4 separate regions of the Homo sapiens genome follow, and regions 1, 2 and 4 are each linked to region 3. Evidence: chromatin contacts called from ENCODE Hi-C or POLR2A ChIA-PET data. All regions are on one chromosome and are shown on one strand. Each heading gives the region's core, a stretch centred on a gene start or an enhancer-like site at or near the end of the contact. The rest is flanking DNA. Distances are from core to core; before and after follow the strand shown.

Region 1 (2,700 bases), core at 113-2,612, 430 kb after region 3:
ATATTTGAATCCAGTTATTTGTGAGTGGGAGATGTACTATATCATTAGGTGTCATTTTCACCGAATACGTTATTATCAGCAGGTAATAAGAAATGTGCATCATTACAAATTCTCATCTGGTATTTTGTGCTCAAACAGACAAGGTATGTCTTCTGTGGCAGCACTGAGTGATCACATAGAGACTGGTGTCAAAAAATGGCTCTTATAAATTACAGGATACATTTTAATAGTTAAACAATTATCTAAAGAGGCACCACTGGAAAATTGTTTAGTAACAATTGGCTGATTTTTATGATGAAGGATAATTCAATTAAAAAAATTATTTACAGCCTCCTTTGGTTCAGAAACTGTGCCATGCTTTGGGCATTCTAAATGAATTTTGTCTTCCAGGAGTTCATCTTCTAAGCAGCTTTATGGAGAATGTCATAGTTTTTTCCCAAATTTTCTTCATATATGATTAGACAAAATATTTAAATCTGTGCTACATAATATTTTGTGGTATTTTGATTTTAATTTTATGAGTGGATAATACATTACCATGGTTTAAACTTCAAAAGTTTCAAAGCGCTTTCCAATTCCCTTCTATAGATGCAACCAGTGCTATCATTTTCTAGTGTATGTCCTTGCAAATGTTTTGTGCAGACACACAAAAATGCACGTATATATTTAACCATCCCCCTTTCTGAAAACAAATACACACTGTCGAGTTACCTTTTTCTTTTTACTTTAAAAATACACCTTGGATATATGTTCATGCTAATATTAAAAAAAACTTCCCATTCTTTTCTATGGATGTATAATATTACATTGCATGCATGTATTATAATTTACTTAAGCAGTACCCTACTGATGGACATTTAGGTTTTTTCCATTCTTTTGCTATTACAGGAAATATTCACATGAGTAATTTCAACACTGATATTCTAAAGTGAGCTAGAGTGACTGCATTCCTGTTTCCCAGCCCATATTCCATAGAACACAAGTCTCATGAGATGTTCAATATCCAAAAGGGTTCTATAGTTAAATAACTTTGATTAACTCTGGGTATTTGTTGATGTTTATAGTGCATACTGTCAAATTAAAAGAAATCTTGCAATAATCTGCTTCGATGTAATCCAAGTGTTTCCTGACCTCACATTTTCTCAAGGAATGGAATACACTATTGTTTTAGGTCAGGTTCTTGGGAAGCAGACTGAGATGGAAATATACATGCGAGAGGCTTACTGGGGCATGTTCTAAGGAACAACACCTGATGGAAGTAAGGGCAGATCAAAACAGGGTGGGCAGAGGGAGAAGTTGGACTGTGATGCAGTTGGAACAGTGGCCTCACTGGATCCAACAGGGAGCCCTCTAGAGGCAGGATGGCCCTTTGGGGATGTTACAGCTCTGGAAGGGAAGCAGGCCAGATTCCTGGAAGGGAAGCAGGCCAGATTCCTGGAAGGGAGAGCTTTCTTCCATTGAAAGCATTTATCAGGAGGGGCTCAGCTATGAGCTGTCAGCTGGAACAATGAATTTCATTGTTCACTACAACTCTGTATAGAATCTTCAAATTTTTAAAGGAAATGCTTATCAGTTCCTAGAGTGTCTTGCTGGTCAGAGCAAGTCACTTGGTCTCCAGGGACTCAGTTTCTTGCTGTATGAAATATGGATGCTGAGCTGAAAGTTCTTTAGAGTTTATAACATTCTTTGCATCTATTTCCATTTCAGTATGTGCTAATTGAATTCCAAGGTCAGACATAAGTTTTCCCCAAGACATACTTGGCCATATAGAGGCCTATGATGTGGATAGATAAGCTCTAACTTTTTAATATTTCTGCTGTGCAGTTATGGAAAAAAAGTGCATTGTTATAATGCTTTCAAGTATGTGTTACTTAACTTGGGGCAGACTCTTGGGGCGAAGGTGCATAAGAGCTGAATTAGAGCTTTTTATTAAAATATAAAAATATATTTTTAAAATATTTTGGTTACCTCTTGTTGGGTGTTTGCTGGAGAAGCTAGCTTGCTATCTTCCTAGGAACATTGGCCCATATTGATAAAATTGAAGAAATATACTGGCATAGGGTGTAAAAGAGAGAGGAGCATAACTGGCTTTAAAGCACATTCTTAGGAGCTCTTATTTATTCTCCTTTTAGAAGCTCAGGAAGCAAACAGGTATAGACAAACAGCTATAGCAATTTCTCAGGGACCTTCCATTTGGGAATCAGATGGGTCTAAATGCCCATCCTATGTCATTTATGGTACTTGTGAATTTCATTCTCATGCTCCTGCAGGATTCATCAATTGTGGTTGTTATTGATGGAAGCTTGTTTCCTGGTAGGAGTGGGGAAAGGGCTCAGGGAATGGGCCTCTCTTAAGTGTGCCTGGTAGAGTTAATGAAGGTTCATAAAGAGGATGGAAAACATATCCAAGAAAAAGAAAATGTTCTTTAAGATAAGGAAATGGGAAGTGAAATCAAATTTAAGGCGGTATTATACAAACATGATGCAGAGAAAAAAGCAAAAAGAAAAAAAAAAACAATTCTAAGATTGGTGGCTGTATGGGTGTAAGATCAACTTTTAAACTGAATGTAAGTTTTTCTAAAAAACCTTAATCTTTTTCTTCAACACAAAGCTTCATGCGGATTCTTGGATCATACTGAAATTTGATTAAGATGTTTCTTAATTTATTTTATAAAATAAAAGTTATACTACTTTACTTTTT
Region 2 (2,700 bases), core at 195-2,694, 430 kb before region 3:
CCAGCTATGTAGGAGGCTGAGGTGGGAGGATCACCTGAGCCTGGGAAGTTGAGGCTACAGTGAGCCATGATTGTACCTCTGCACTACAGCATGGGCAACAGGAGTGAGACCCTGTCAAAAAAAAAAAAAGGAAGAAAAAGAAAGATAACTTTATAGCATTCATAGCAGGAGAAAAACAGAGGACAAAGTCAGATTACTGTGTTCCACAATTTGTACAGTACAAGATTTCTAAGGAGAAAAAGCGAAAAGTGAAAAGTGCACTATTCTATTGCAAGACATAGCAAGTAATTGCCAACTTCCTTCAAAACTGAAACATGAATGTTCATGCTTATAGCAAATGTCATTGCACAATTAAAGGCACAGTGTGCCTAACGTATGGCATTGTCAGCGTGTGAGTAATCTGTGTGTTATGTTTGACACGAGACATATGAGGTGTCATGACTAACTAAGGATACATTCTGTCCTGGCAGTTTCAATAGCATGAAGCATGACAATAATGGGGAGGGAAAATGAAGCCAAATACGTGGAGAGAGAGATATGTGTTTTTTTTGAGACAGAGTCTCACTCTGTTGCCCAAATATATGAATACATTTTTAAAAATCGTGTCTTCTATTTCATGGACTTTACTTTTCATCTTGCATGAAAAGTGAGAAAGGAAGTATAAAGTGCAATTGAATCAAGCTTCTCTTTTCGAAGTTGGTCATTACCTTATATAAGAATGTGTTTCTGTGCCTCTGTCTTTCAGTGAGGAGAAGGAGGGAGATGTGGGAGAGGAACAAGCTTGACATCTCCCTAGTGCTCAGTTATTGCCAGTAACTGTGCTGGTGTGTTATCTGTGCTGTCACTGACGCAGAGCAGCAGGAGGGGTTGGCGTTAGAGTGAACTCTAGGAACAGGCTCTAGGGTGGGGGTCCTGGTTCAGCCACTTAGCACTGTGACTGAGCAAATTCTCAACTAGCCATAGCAACTAACAGGGCATTGAGAGTTTGCCCTGTGTGAGGCACCATATCAAGTATTCTCCTATTATTTTTCGAATCCTCACAACATCCTTCTACACAAGATAGAAGAAATTGAGGTAAAGTTAAGGCAGAAGGAATGGCATAAAGAGGAAAAACATCTGGGTTCTAGAGTAATACTGCTGGTGTTCATGTCACCGCTAGACCACTTATTACCTGTGTCACTGTTGGCAAATTATTACATTCTCTTGAGACAGCTAGGGCATACTTTGAATAGGGTTTGGCACATAGGAAGAGCTCAGTAATATCAACTCCTATTGTGACTCAGTGAAATGGCAGGTATCCCTGTTTGTGAAGTACATTAACTGCTTAGTCTTGAGGAACAGAGAGAACAGATATCATGACTTGAGGACACTGGTTTGAGGCCAGAAAATGTACATACAGCTATTGTAGGCTGGTATTGAGGACTGTGCGCGTGCTCACTGGTCCGTGTCTACTCCAACAGTGCATGTTCCTCTTTCAGTTCCTCTTTGGGGTCTGGGTGGGGAGAAGTGCAAAGGGAAGAGGTGTCATGCCTTTGTGATTTCTTTCAAGAGCAAATCAAGGCTTCCAGTAATGAGTACCCTAGAGTGTCAAGACATTCTCTAGCCAAAAGGCCACCAGCTTCCCAATAAGGAGAGTATCTGTGACATGTAGCACACCCAACAGAAATAAACCTCATGAACTCAGAATTCTATCTGGGGGGACTCTTTATTTGTGCTCCAGAACTTTGAAGGCTAGTAGTAAGGCCCATTCAAAATATAAAGACATTTCTATGTTATAATACTCAGAGGATTCTTTAATCAAAATTTGCGAACATGGCAAAAAGCTAGTTTAAAAAGATGAAACTCTCACTGATGTAATGAAAAATTTATCAGTTATGTATTTATCTCACTAAGTGATGAATTAGTTTATGCTTAAGCTCATTTTCAACACTGGTGCTCAGATTTTACAAAATTGCTTTTAATTACCAAACCCCCCCAAGACTCAGAAGGCAGCCAGTATAAGGGCAGTTGTCTGTTTTTTTAGAGGGAACATGAATAAATGCATTCATGCTTCTCCTTACGAATCACTACTCTTTCTAAGGCTCTATTTTTTTTTTTAAGGGATGGGGTCTCCATCCCTCTGTCACCAAGGCTGGAGGGCAGTGGTGCTATCCCAGCTTACTGCAGCCTCTGACTCCTGGGCTCAAGCAATCCTCTCTCCTCAGCCTCCCAAAATGCTAGGATTACAGCTGTGAGCCACCGTACCCAGCCGTCTTTAATTTTAAAGGAGCAGTCTGAGCTCTGTTGGCCAAGAAGGGCTGTAGATGCTGGAGGCCTCTTCTACAACCAGCCCAAGTTCCCTGCCACTTTGACAATCTGAGTGAGGGTCTTGGCTTGGCAGCCCCAGAGCCAATGAATGGCTAGAGACCCATCCATAATCCAGAGCAAAATTCCCATTTCTGTTTGGTTATTCTTTTCTTTTCCTCATCTTATCCATTCTCTAGGTTTTATTTCCAGCCTATTATGATGTATATTTGGTCTGGCTAGATAAGACAGTCTCCAAACAGAGACAGAATGATCTTGAGAAGAAGATAGCAACATCATTTGAATGGTTTCCATGGATTTTATTTGGGGTTAATTGATCTTAGCATCTCCTAAGTAACCTGAATGGTTCAAAATGCAGCCTTCAGTTTTTCCTGTCTGACTACAGTTAGGTCTTGA
Region 3 (2,700 bases), core at 197-2,696:
GATCCCTCTTCCTCAATGAAAGACTTATTTCCTGAGCTGCTGAGAGTGCAGCAAGCCAACACAATCCAGCTCTTGGCCATCTTCAGGAGTCCTTTAACCCAAGGTTGCACTCTTCTCCTTTGGCAGCGTTCATCCAGTGACTAAATGTCATAGGTGTATAAAGGTCCAGCCCAGTTCCCCTAACTCAAGACAACTCTGAAGGGATATCCCAGATTCAAAACGAGGCCTTCACTGAGACGTCACTGCAGGTCAACTCTTCCCTCTGCTCAATCCTGCTTCCATTTCTCCTGCAGATGTTGTTCCCCAAAGCATTCCCTAACATACTCATTATACTCTTCTCTGACTCAGAGTATGCTTCCTGGGGAAGCCAACCTAAAACAGTTGGTGTCAGGAGTGGTTCAAGTTAGGCTAAGATGGGATTTATGATTCGAATCACAGGCCATGTGACTATCAATGAGGACCCCCTCGGTGGTAGGTGTAGGACACACAGACCTCGGCACAAGGTAACAGTGCAATAGTTACAACTTTCATCAGTAATGAAACTGGGGTGGTATTCTAACGTAACTGGGGTGGTATTCTAATTTATATACGAGTAGGTAAAATGTATCAGGCATTTGAGAACTATGAGGGAAATAGTAACCTTAATGACAGTGGCATTGACTGTTATTGCTAAGTAAAATTGATTCTTTGAAAATAGCAAAAGGCTGAGATGGTTAATTGGCTATCAAAATCTAAGAGTAAATTCCAGAAGGCCTCTTTGGTCCAAATAAAGAGGCTTTTATCTCCTGCAGGGGGAGGGCAGGAAAAGCACAGGAATAGGCCTGGTACTGAATCCTAAGTGCGGCAGAGCTCCGAAAGAGATTAGGAAACCCAGCTTGGTCGGCTATGCAAAGGTGGAGGTGCTTGATCGGAAGGAGATTCTGATGCAGGGGGAGGATCATCAGGTTTCAGTTAAAAGCAGGCAGATTACACATTAGAGGTAGAGAATGTGGGATGATTTGTTCACAAAGGAATGGAATCCAGAGGGCATAACAGAAATAAGAGACAGGGGAGGCTGGTACGGAAGTTCATCAGGCAACTGAAGGCACAGTTTGCGCAGCAACCAAGAAAAGGTGGGATGTGAGGCACGCAAGATGTAGAGGTGGGGAAAGGTTTCCAACAGAATTCAACATGAATTTGCTGTTTGAGTCAATTGATCCAGTACCAAGTCTGTGAGTTCATTTTCCTCTTCCTTTTAGATTTCTCCTTTTTCTAAAAAAGTAAAACTGAGGGGGCCTTCCCCTGCTTTCCCTCCTTCTGCTTCCCTATTTTCCCTCGCATTCCCTTCCTTTTCTGCAGATCCTCTGCTTAGGAATGGGGCATTGGCCCCCGCAGGAGTGGGCGGGGAAGGGGCGGAGCGAACAGAGGTGGGCGGCTCCCGTCCTATGACGTCAGCCGTAAGGCGCTGCTGTCGTAAAAGGACGTCCGGTCCGTCTCCTAGTGTCCGGAATCGGCTGTCAGCCTCCCTGGCTGTTAGTACCTTCTTTCCCGGAGTCCTGGTCCACGAGTTGGATTTACTGCTGTCGCGGGTGGGCCTCACGCCATTCCCTGTCCCTCGGCCCCCTGAGTGAGTCCGGTCTCCCGGCGAAAGTGAGCGAGGTTTGCCCGGAGCGCGCACGAGGTAGGGTGTCCCGCGGGCGGGTGACGGTTGCGGGTCCCCGTTGCGGGTCCCCGAGCCGCCTGGCACCTCCGCCGCTTCTCCCCTGGACGCCCCTCCGCCCCACTGGGTCCTCCAGCTCCAGGCTGGACTCCTAAAGCCGCAGTGCCCCGTGCCTGTTTCCTCATTTGGTGACACACGCAGTGCATGCAAGAAGTTGGAGTGTTACCGGAAAAGGGCTTGAACCCGTATAAGGCTGAGAAGAAGATTCACTCTTTTGAGCGTGCAGAACAAACTGGAGGGAAAAAAAAATGAGATTTAACTTTATCAGAGGATTCAGAGGATATCTCTGAGGACGCAGAAAGTTAATCCGCATGATCACCTCGTGATTATTTTCTGAGGTTCTTTGGCCAGGGCAGCACGCCCTCTAGATTTTGTCATTTTACATATTGGAATGGTGCCTTAGTGGTCTGGGCGTTACGTTACCGAAATAACCACCTATTAAATCTGGCTATTTTTCAGTTGCTACCGTACTGCTTACCACCTGTTTTGTTTTTTTTTTAATTGAGCATTCAGTTCAGAAAACTTCAGTTTAGAAAAATCTTGTATTTCAACTAAATGATGAAAATTAAACATACTCTTAAACGTAAATTTGAACCCCGTTAAAATTACATGCTCACTGCGTGTAGAGGGAAGAGCATTTGTTAAAGTCAGAGCAACTAATACCTTAAATATCTTCAGAATGTTTTGACTTTGTAGTTAATAAATAGTGTTATTTGTTGACTGTTAGATGTTTTGTTTACATATTACATAGGAAAAATTAAACTTGTTATACTTAAGGTGTTGGCAGCGTCAGGTCATCTGAATATATAGCTCAAAAAAGTGATATAAACTGGCTAAATAATGCTCTTATTAATGATTTTTTTGTTTTTGCTAATGATACATGATTCATTTGTTTTAATGAGGTGCAGAATACTTTATCATTGGAGAAACTTTTTTCTTAGTGGGAAAAGAAGACTAGTTTGTCTTTTAGGGTAAATTTTTTTGACGTTTACATTTTTAGA
Region 4 (2,700 bases), core at 126-2,625, 360 kb before region 3:
TTAGGGCCGCAGGTATTCAGGCTTGAGGGTGGTACCTTTGCTGGGGAAACCACCCTCTTCTATCCAGTATTTCCATGACTAATCATATTTTGAAGGGGCGAGTCTAGAAAATAACACACATTGGGGTCTTAAAATAATGAGCTTCCTTGCATAGCTAAAATTAGCATTCTGTGGGGACTCACCTTGTGGGTTGTGTGTGTGTGTGTGTGTGTGTGTGTGTGTGTGTGTGTGTTTGCAGGTGTCCCTGCTTATATACAGTGGTTGCATCATCCTATTCTACTTCCAGTACTTCCAGACTAGACTTGTTCCTGTTCAGGGAGTGTTTCCTGATTATACATAATCTTCCTATACATAAACTTTCAGTTTTCTTTTTTTTATTATAGAGACAGGGTCTTGCTCTGTCACCCAGGGTACAGTGGTGCAATCATAGCTCACTGCAGCTTTGACATCCCTGGCTCGGCTCGGCTCAAGTCATCCTCCAGCCTCAGCCTCCTGAGTGGATGGGACTATAGGCACATGCCACCATGCCTGGATAATTTTTTAATGTTTTTCTAGCGACAGCGCTCTCACTTTGTTGCCCAGGCTGGTCTCAAACTCCTAGCCTCAAGCAACCCTCCTGCCTTGGCCTCCCGAAGTGTTGGGATTACAGACACGAGCCACCATGCCCAGCAGCTTTTCTTGCTTTCCATTCCTTATATTTTTGAGTGGTCAGGAGGTGCTTACCCATTTATGAAAGCAGCATGGTGCTGCCGAAGGAACTCTGGCAGTGGAGTCAGGAAAACCCAAGTTCTAGTCCTGAGTCCATCCCTCATTAATGTCCTCCCTTTTCCTCTCCACCTTTTTGTTTCAAACAAGGGAGATAAAAAAGAGGGAAAGAAAATATGATAAGAGGCAAATGGACTACCTTTAACTTTCCTTATCATAAAGGAAGCTCTGTGAGTCAGGTCCTGTGTGTGTTTAGGTCCTGGCATTATACCTCAATCTCAGGTAAAGGTCTCCTGAAATTATATTTAACTGGGAGTTTTGCTGGCATAAAAAACATCAGGTCCAGGCCCAGAGTGATGCAATTTTATTCTCAGGTCTAACTCTATTGTGTTCTAACATTCTCTAATTCACTTCTCTGCTCTCACATGTATTTATAGACATGGATACCATTGCCAAAGCTCTGAATTATGTTTTTCTCCTTAGAGATTTGAGACCCTTGGCTCCCATTAGATCTATAATATCAATGACAGCTGTGTTGTGTGTGTATACAGCTCTCATAGCAACCAAGTGCAGTTGCCCGCCAATGAAACCTGGCTCTGCTTTCCCCCTTGCCTATTTAGTAAATGTCCTTAAGAACAAAGAAGGTGGGAATGTTAGAGGGAGGCACAGCGGGAGTGATTAGTTTAAGGGTTATGACTAATCAGGCATGTTCCCTGTGGGGGAAGGTGGGGCGTGTCTTCCATAACAGGAAGGTCCGAAGAGATTGAGGCGTTTAATTTGTACCTCCCTGTATGCCAGCAGATACAGGCTACCACTGGTTGGAGATTTAGGACGGCACCTTCTTTTGCTAGGGTGCTGTGACTGAAAGCCAACAAGGGGAGATGCAATCACAGTGAGCAGAGGGTCCCCATGGTATCTTTGGTGGCTCGGTGGAAAGGTCTTTCTCCCTGATTCTTCTCACAGCCAAGAACAAAGATTTACAGTGAGACTTGGTGGAGGCTCTCTACTACCTGTGAGTGTGATGAAATAAGAGGTCAAATTGCTTCTGTTGTTGGATCACTAAGAATGATGGAACTAGTGTTTTAAAATGTCTCATAAAGAGGAGACCTCTCTCAGTCACCTGAGTTTCTTAATTGGTATTCACTCTTCTGTAGATAGTAATTACCGCAGAGCAAAAATGACTCATATTCTCTCCCTACCCTTTGTTCCCCAATTTGTTGCAATGCATTATTCAAGGAGATGAGTAGCACTACTAACACTGGCTTCTAAAGAATTATTAGACTTAGAAAAGAACTAGGTCGGGCACAGTGGCTCATACCTGTAATCTCAGCACTTTGGGAGGCCGAGGTGGGCAGATTACTAGAGGCCAGGAGTTCAAGACCAGCCTGGCTAACATGGTGAAACCCCATCTCTACTAAAATTCCAAAAATTAGCCAGGTGTGGTGGTGGGTGCCTGTAATCCCAGCTCCTCCTCGGGAGGCTGTGTGCAGGAGAATTGCTTTCGAACCCAGGAGGCGGAGGTTGCAGTGAGCCGAGGCTGTGCCACTGCACTCCAGCCTGGGTGACAGAGCGAGACTCCATCTCAAAAAAAACTAAAAACAAAACAACAATAACAATAAACAGAACTAAATATACTTCTGTGTCTTCTGAATGATGGTTTAGCTTACAGTCCTCCAAACATAGGTATTAACAGAATAAGAGTTAAGCGGCAAAGCTGACCCAGCTGGCCCATTACAAAGCTGTGGGGAGTTTTCTTTTTCTTTTTTTTTTTTTTTTTAGCTACTTAATTTTGTCAAAATCTGGGGTTGTAAATGTTCCATTCTCAAATGTGTGAATATGCTGCATTAAGTCTCAAAACAAAAGCCCACAAAGTGGAGTTTCTAGGTGGGATGGGGCCTCCGCCTTCAGGCACAGCATGATAGCAAGCCAGGCTGATGCCCAGTGAAGCCAGGCTGATGCCCTGGCATGCGTGTGACTCTGGGAAGTGCCCAGTGA

Evidence for each region. Hi-C counts contacts between places; a loop is a spot of excess contacts on that map. ChIA-PET counts read pairs that join two places held with the same protein, here RNA polymerase II (POLR2A). Pooled maps may share reads with other maps.
Region 1: a loop to region 3 is called in a pooled map, with 2.2 times the contacts of the local background. The contact joins the enhancer-like site here to the promoter of ZNF330 in region 3. A Hi-C loop is called at or near these places in 2 of 168 maps with a recorded cell type or tissue (IMR-90 and ascending aorta), 1 of 37 single-sample maps with no recorded cell type and 4 of 50 pooled maps.
Region 2: a loop to region 3 is called in a pooled map, with 3 times the contacts of the local background. The contact joins the enhancer-like site here to the promoter of ZNF330 in region 3. A Hi-C loop is called at or near these places in 1 of 37 single-sample maps with no recorded cell type and 2 of 50 pooled maps. POLR2A ChIA-PET finds 5 or more read pairs at or near these places in 1 of 52 experiments (common myeloid progenitor, CD34-positive).
Region 4: a loop to region 3 is called in a map of gastrocnemius medialis, with 4 times the contacts of the local background. The contact joins the enhancer-like site here to the promoter of ZNF330 in region 3. A Hi-C loop is called at or near these places in 16 of 168 maps with a recorded cell type or tissue (MCF 10A, PC-9, Right ventricle myocardium inferior and 9 more) and 30 of 50 pooled maps.

The regions. Positions count from the first base shown.
Region 1 is chr4:141,652,874-141,655,573 of GRCh38, forward strand. All of the region lies in intron 1 of IL15 (interleukin 15), which reads left to right. Among named protein-coding and RNA genes, the nearest start is that of IL15, 18 kb to the left of the region's middle. Within about 2 kb of position 1,363, at least 3 of the 41 ENCODE cell types and tissues checked have a DNase peak (open chromatin) inside an H3K27ac peak, as active enhancers do; they include ascending aorta, where a contact is called at or near this core.
Region 2 is chr4:140,789,572-140,792,271 of GRCh38, forward strand. No RefSeq gene overlaps it. Among named protein-coding and RNA genes, the nearest start is that of TBC1D9, 35 kb to the left of the region's middle. Within about 2 kb of position 1,445, at least 7 of the 41 ENCODE cell types and tissues checked have a DNase peak (open chromatin) inside an H3K27ac peak, as active enhancers do.
Region 3 is chr4:141,219,449-141,222,148 of GRCh38, forward strand. ZNF330 (zinc finger protein 330) reads left to right here and starts at 1,447. Exons shown (of 10, transcript NM_014487.6): 1 at 1,447-1,660. RefSeq lists enhancers at 1,232-1,738, 1,739-2,243.
Region 4 is chr4:140,855,521-140,858,220 of GRCh38, forward strand. No RefSeq gene overlaps it. Among named protein-coding and RNA genes, the nearest start is that of TBC1D9, 100 kb to the left of the region's middle. Within about 2 kb of position 1,376, at least 5 of the 41 ENCODE cell types and tissues checked have a DNase peak (open chromatin) inside an H3K27ac peak, as active enhancers do; they include PC-9, where a contact is called at or near this core.